Linked DNA regions of Homo sapiens: region 1 is linked to region 2. Evidence: chromatin loops called from intact Hi-C (ENCODE). Cell type or tissue: gastrocnemius medialis. All regions are shown on one strand. Each heading gives the region's core, and the rest is flanking DNA. Links, peaks and the distances in the headings are about the cores only.

The links. Hi-C counts contacts between places; a loop is a spot of excess contacts. Peaks named below come from ENCODE experiments on the same cell type or tissue, not always from the same donor. Only the 100,000 strongest peaks of a DNase experiment are listed, where the experiment ranks them.
Region 1: a loop joins it to region 2, with 12 times the contacts of the local background. A loop is called at or near these places in 1 of 110 quality-filtered maps.

What each region holds. Positions count from the first base shown.
Region 1 is chr9:34,650,671-34,653,620 of GRCh38, forward strand. It overlaps GALT (galactose-1-phosphate uridylyltransferase), which reads left to right. Exons shown (of 11, transcript NM_000155.4): 11 at 1-365. IL11RA (interleukin 11 receptor subunit alpha) reads left to right here and starts at 1,515. Exons shown (of 13, transcript NM_001142784.3): 1 at 1,515-1,563. RefSeq lists a silencer at 1,471-1,570. In gastrocnemius medialis, for the core only: no CTCF peak of the experiment used is centred there; a DNase peak (open chromatin) is centred at 1,451; H3K4me3 peaks cover 1,736 bases; H3K27ac peaks cover 2,500 bases.
Region 2 is chr9:34,558,146-34,560,645 of GRCh38, forward strand. The region is part of intron 4 of CNTFR (ciliary neurotrophic factor receptor); the gene reads right to left. Among named protein-coding and RNA genes, the nearest start is that of CNTFR-AS1, 8.6 kb to the right of the region's middle. In gastrocnemius medialis, for the core only: no CTCF peak of the experiment used is centred there; DNase peaks (open chromatin) are centred at 986, 1,556 and 2,236; H3K4me3 peaks cover 1,246 bases; H3K27ac peaks cover 2,500 bases.

The DNA.
Region 1 (2,950 bases), core at 35-2,534, 93 kb after region 2:
GTCTACAGATGTGTAAAATCTTGATGCAAAAATCTACCCCAAATTTCTGAACAAAATTAATATTCAGTATTATATCTAGCCTATAGATTCTCTTACTCTTGGTGTAATGACAGCATTCCCAGTTTAGGAAACTGTTTTAAAATCTTGTGTCTTGGTTGTGGCTGAGGCTTTGGGAAGGCCAGAGCCCCCTTTGCCACCACCCCTAGGGTGTCAGCTCCAAGCCTGGGCCTGAGGGTTTGATGGGGAGCGGGTGAGCTGGATCCTGATCCCAGTGGTCAGTGGCCAGATCCTGGGCTGCTGGCCAGAACCCTGGCTTTGTGAGTGGCTGCAGCTTGGCTCTGCTCCAGCCCACAGGGGCTAAAGGGGCGGGTAGGGAGTGTGTAGGGAGCGTGTACGTGGCTTTGTGTCCTTGGCTCCTCCAGACTCTCACATGTGCGGGCACCATATACTTCTGCTGCCCTTGTGCCCCAATCATTGCACAAACAGAAACAGCTCTGACAGAGAAGGGACTGCTAGAGTTAGGAACCCTAGGGCCTGGAAGGAAGGTATGGCTCTCAGAGTGACCTGGGGTCTATTCAGTCCCCTCTGGACCTGTTTCCCTGGCAACGCTGTGGGAACAACAGTCTATGCAACACAGGAGACCTGATGCCACTGGTGTCCTCCAAATTTTAAGGCGAAGGCAGGCATTGTGAATGATGCAGGGATGGCCAGAATGGTTTTTGCCTTCGTTCTTTCCCCAGGGGAACCAAGCCTGTGGGTGGGGAAATCACACTAAGGCTGGACAGTGACTGAATCTGGCCCAGGAGAAACTTGGCTGCCTGCCTTCCAGACCAGGGTTTTTCTTCCCTGAGATCCTGGAGGGGAAGTACCTGGAACTTGGGAGTGTTGCCCTGGTCTGGAAGATCTGATAGACATAGTATGCACACATTTCCCTCGAGCTTCCCATGACTGGGGAGTAGATGAGAACCCTGAGTGGGTGGCTGGTTTCTTGAGGCATACATATACCCGACACACCTTACACCTCTGATTTGGCTGCATTTTGGAATCATCTGGGAAGTTTTAAACAATACTGGTGCCTAGGTCCAACCTCCAGAGACTCTGATTTAATTGGTATGGGGTGGGGTTTTGCAGTTTTCAAACCACAATATCCAGCAAAGTTTGAGAACCACTGCCCTACACAGCCCTCCTTCTTCTTTATCTTATCTGGAGTCAGGGGCACCTTCAGCTTCTCCAATCACCTGGCCAGTGGCTCTTGTTTCCAGTCCTGCTGTTCCAGGGTGGATAGGCCTTCAGGCGGAGACCCAGGAATCCAGCTCCAGACTCTGTCCCAAGCAGCCTCTTCAGTCCGGGACGGGACAGGAAGTGTCCGGCGGAGGTGGGGGTGGAGGTGATTGGCAGTTGGAGTCTCCAATGGGCCAGGAGCCCCCCTATTTCACTCCTCTCCTTCCATTGGCGCCTGGGCGGAGCCACCCCCGCTGCGGGGGCCCAGGGCGGGAGGGAGTAGAGGCCGGGGCAGAGGGCGAGGGCGAGGGCAGAGGGCGCTGGCGGCAGCGGCCGCGGAAGGTGAGGCCTGGTGTAGACGCCAAAGTCTTGTCAGGAGTGGGCGGGGCAGGGTGATGTATGATCTGAAAGGCCGGGAGTGACTAACGACTGTCAGTGTGTATGTGCCTGTGAGGCTGTGTCTGTGTGACAGTATCATTGTGTGCGATTCTGAGTGTCACTTGGTGCAGCTGTCAGCTAATGTGACTGCGTGTGTCAGTGTGCATGGAGCTGGAGGTGCATGTGGCTGTGCAAGTGTGGGATTATGTGTGTATCTGTCAATGCACATTTTTGGTGGGACTGGGTTGTGTGTTTGTGTGAGAGGGACTGTGACCACATGAGGGAATGTGTTTTGGGAAGGTCTCTGTGGGGTTTGAGACCATGTCTGCCAGCGTGAGAGTGGGTGGCTGGCTTTGTGTGTGCCAATGTGTGACTTCAGCAGTAGCAGAGCAAAAGTGAGGTTTGTGACTATGTGTGTGTCCTGGGTCCTAACTTAAACCGTGTGGGAGTACAGCTGTATTCATGTATTGGGGGACCTACCTCAAGAGCCCATGGGACTGACCTTTCTCTTAAGTGTCCAGCATTGACAGACACACCCACAACACACGTGGCTTCCCCTCCTTCCTCTGCTCAAGAATCCCCAGCATCAGGTCTACTGCTCCTTATTTTCTGTTTCCCTGCTTGGCTCAGTTTCCCTTACGTGCCGTTTTCTGTCCCTATTGCTGTCTTACTAGAGATACCTCTGTGTGTTTCTTCACAGCTTTGTTCCCCTGGTCTCTCTGTGTGGGTGCATTTCCAGTTTTGCCTTTCCTTTCTCTCTGTCTCTCTCTGTGCCCCTATGCCTGCCTTCCCTGCTGATCTTGATCTCTGGCTAGTTGGGGGCCTGTAACAGTGATGAGATGCGGGTCTGCCCCGGCTAAGAGCTCCCTGAGAGAGGGGGCTTAGACCATGATGAAGAGTTGCTTTTAGGCGGTGCTGTGAGCCCTGGTAGGGGCTGTGTGCGTGTGTGACTGCGTGAGTGTATGAATATGTGTAAGTGTGTCTGAGTCTGAGGCGGTGTGGCTGTGCCCGTGTGACTGTGAGTGACCGCATGTGAGAGTGTATGAGTCTGAGGGTAACTGTGGGTCTTGTGTATCTGGCACCAAGGGACCAAAGGCATTTCCTGGTGCTGGGGCCCAAAGAATGGAGGGGGAGGTGAGAAATGGCTGGAACTTCCAGGGGAGGGGGAACTGGACTCTTTGGCCTCTCCTTATATCCCCCAACCTGGGGCCTCCCTTCCCCTGGAAGCACAGCCAGCTGTACCCTAAGGAAACATTTGGTGAGGAGTGAAAAGAGGGGGAGTTTGTATCTGATTTTTCATTTGATTGTGTCCACGTGTGTTCAAAGGCATGCCCTTTTGTTAACTGTGCCT
Region 2 (2,500 bases), core at 1-2,500:
GGCCACAAGAGCCAGATGTTTAATTAAAGAAAAACAAGGGCTGTGCGGACACGGAACCCCCCCTCCACCTGCTCAATGGAGGCAGGAACCGTGGGGAGCAGGGGGCTGCGGGCCTCAACTCATCAATCACAGGATGGAGGTGATGTCTGGGGGAATCGGCCCCAGCCCCACATCTCCTGCCACTTTGTGTCCACTCCCAGAGGAAGACTGTGCTGCAGAGACGAGGGGAGTCTTGAATGGGTCCTCCGACTGCTGGAGTATCGGGTGCACTTCCTAGAGAAGAGACACCCCAGACTTCCCTCAGTAGAGACAGAGACACGAGGACAGGCCTGGTGGCTACACAGGAACAGCACTGGGCAGCTGTTTGTATGCGTATCTGTGTTTGTAGATGTCTGCATGCAGGGGTATACGTGCTACATGCATGTCTCTATGTGACATGAATGAGTGACCAGGGATCCGTAGGAGCAGCTATGCGGATGTGTGTGAATCTGCATGTCTATGTATGATTGTGTGTGTGTACAAGTGCCTGTTGAAAGGAAGCTGCTGTTCCCTTTGTGTGTACCTCACCTTAGTGCCAGCCCCCAGCATCTCCATCGCAGACCCTTTAAGAAGCCCTTTACATGGTAAGCAGCTGCCCTCACTCTGGAATAGGAAGGCCCAGAGAGGGATAAGGACCTCTCAAGGTCAGACAGTAAGCCAGAGCTAAACCCCAGGACAGGGGTAACCCTATACACACACACTTGGGAAGTCCTTTCTGCTGTCTAGCCCGCACTCTTTTTTGCTGCCGTGAGCACTTAGCCCAGCTGTCCCACCCTCAGGCATTGGGTAAGGCGTGAGGACAGGCGGCTCAGGTTCCTGGAAGGAGGCAGCTTATGTGATCTGACCCGAGCAAGGAATGTCCATCTGCGGCTCCAGGGACACTGACACCTCCCTCCTGTGCCTCCCCCCTCCCCCGCCCCCGGCCTGACAGGTGGACAGGAAATGGGAGGGGGGCAGCGCAATAAGCCAGGGACAGTGAAGGGGAGTGCATGTCTATGCTTGTAGAGTGGCCATGGTGACACAGGGGAACAGTGGGCTTCCATCCACAGTGTGCACGTGACTGTGAGTGACTCTGTGTGATTGCGTGTGCGTGTCCAGTATGTGTGATGCTGGGAGGGGCCTGGGGCAGAACCCCCAGGATCCAGATCTAGCTTTGCAGCAGAAGAGATGAGGGGGCAGAGAGGCATCAGAACTCCAGGGCACCAGGTGGAGGGTGCAATGCTGTGGGCGGAGGCAGCTCCATTCCCCAGGCCTGTCAGGGAAAGCGGGGTCCAGCTGAGACCCCACAGGGCCAACCTGCATTCTGCCTTCCACTGTGTGCCTCCCTTGGGAAGCCTTCCGGGCCCTGCGTCCATCTCATGTCGTTCCATGTTCATCCTGTGTGCCTTTAGTGTCTCTTCCCTGTCTGCCCACGGGTGCAGAACTCTGCCTGGGGGTGGGGTGGGGGGCGGCCAAGGACACAGGAAGTGCCTTCTGGGGGCCTGTTGGCCAAGCCAGAGTTGGCAGCCACCCCAGGAGGAAAGGACATTCCGAGGTCGGCCGAGAAGCCTCCACTCCCCGCTCCTGCCACCGCTGGGGGTGGGGTGGGGATCGGAGTGTGCAGAGTCCGCTCCCTGCTGCCCCGGACTCCTCGGAGGGCAGAGCGGGCCACGGCACTGTACTCACAGGCCCCCACCCCTGGCCAGCCTCCCCACTGACCAGGCTCCCCCACTCCCCGACTGTCCTCCCCCCTCAGACCGCGTCCCCTTCCAACCTCCCCCTCACGCCAGTTCCTCTCCCTGACTGGGGAGGTCATGGTGGGGTGGGGGTTGGGGGGCTGACTGGAGGCTTTGTCTGTCATCTGGCTACTCCTGCCTGGCCCTGGGCCCTGAGCAGGGAAGGGCTTGGGTTTCCTGACAGGGACCAGGTTTCTCAGAGGGAAAAGGAGGAAAGAAAAACAAAAGGAAGAAAAGGAGTGACTTGCTGCAGCTGGAGCCCAGCTGAGGGGCCGGGTGGGCGGAGGTGGGGGTGCTGTGAGATTGTAGGACAGTGTGAGATCAGGATGCCTGTTGTGAGTGTGTTGTGAGTTGGAGGAAAAGCTGTTTTTAAGACGCTGTGATTGCAAGGCTGTGTGTAACTGTGAGGCTCCATGTGTGTGGCTGTGAGACTCTGGGCAGTTGTGTAACTGTAGGATGGGAGGCTGTGTGGGACTGGATGACTGTGTTTGCACGTGACTCAGGGTGAGGCTGTTCAATCTCGAGACTGTCTCTATGTGCTAGGCTGTGTGGCCAAGGTACTCTGTTAGAGTGCCTGTAAGTGTGCCATTGTGTCTGAACACAGTGACAGCTAGAGCTCATACATGAGGCAGTGCATATGTGATGGAGCATAGTGAGGCTGAATGTATTTTGCAAACTGTGCATGTGGGAGGGTGCCCAGAATTCACAGCATGTTCACACGTATGAACTGAACACCGTGTGAGTGC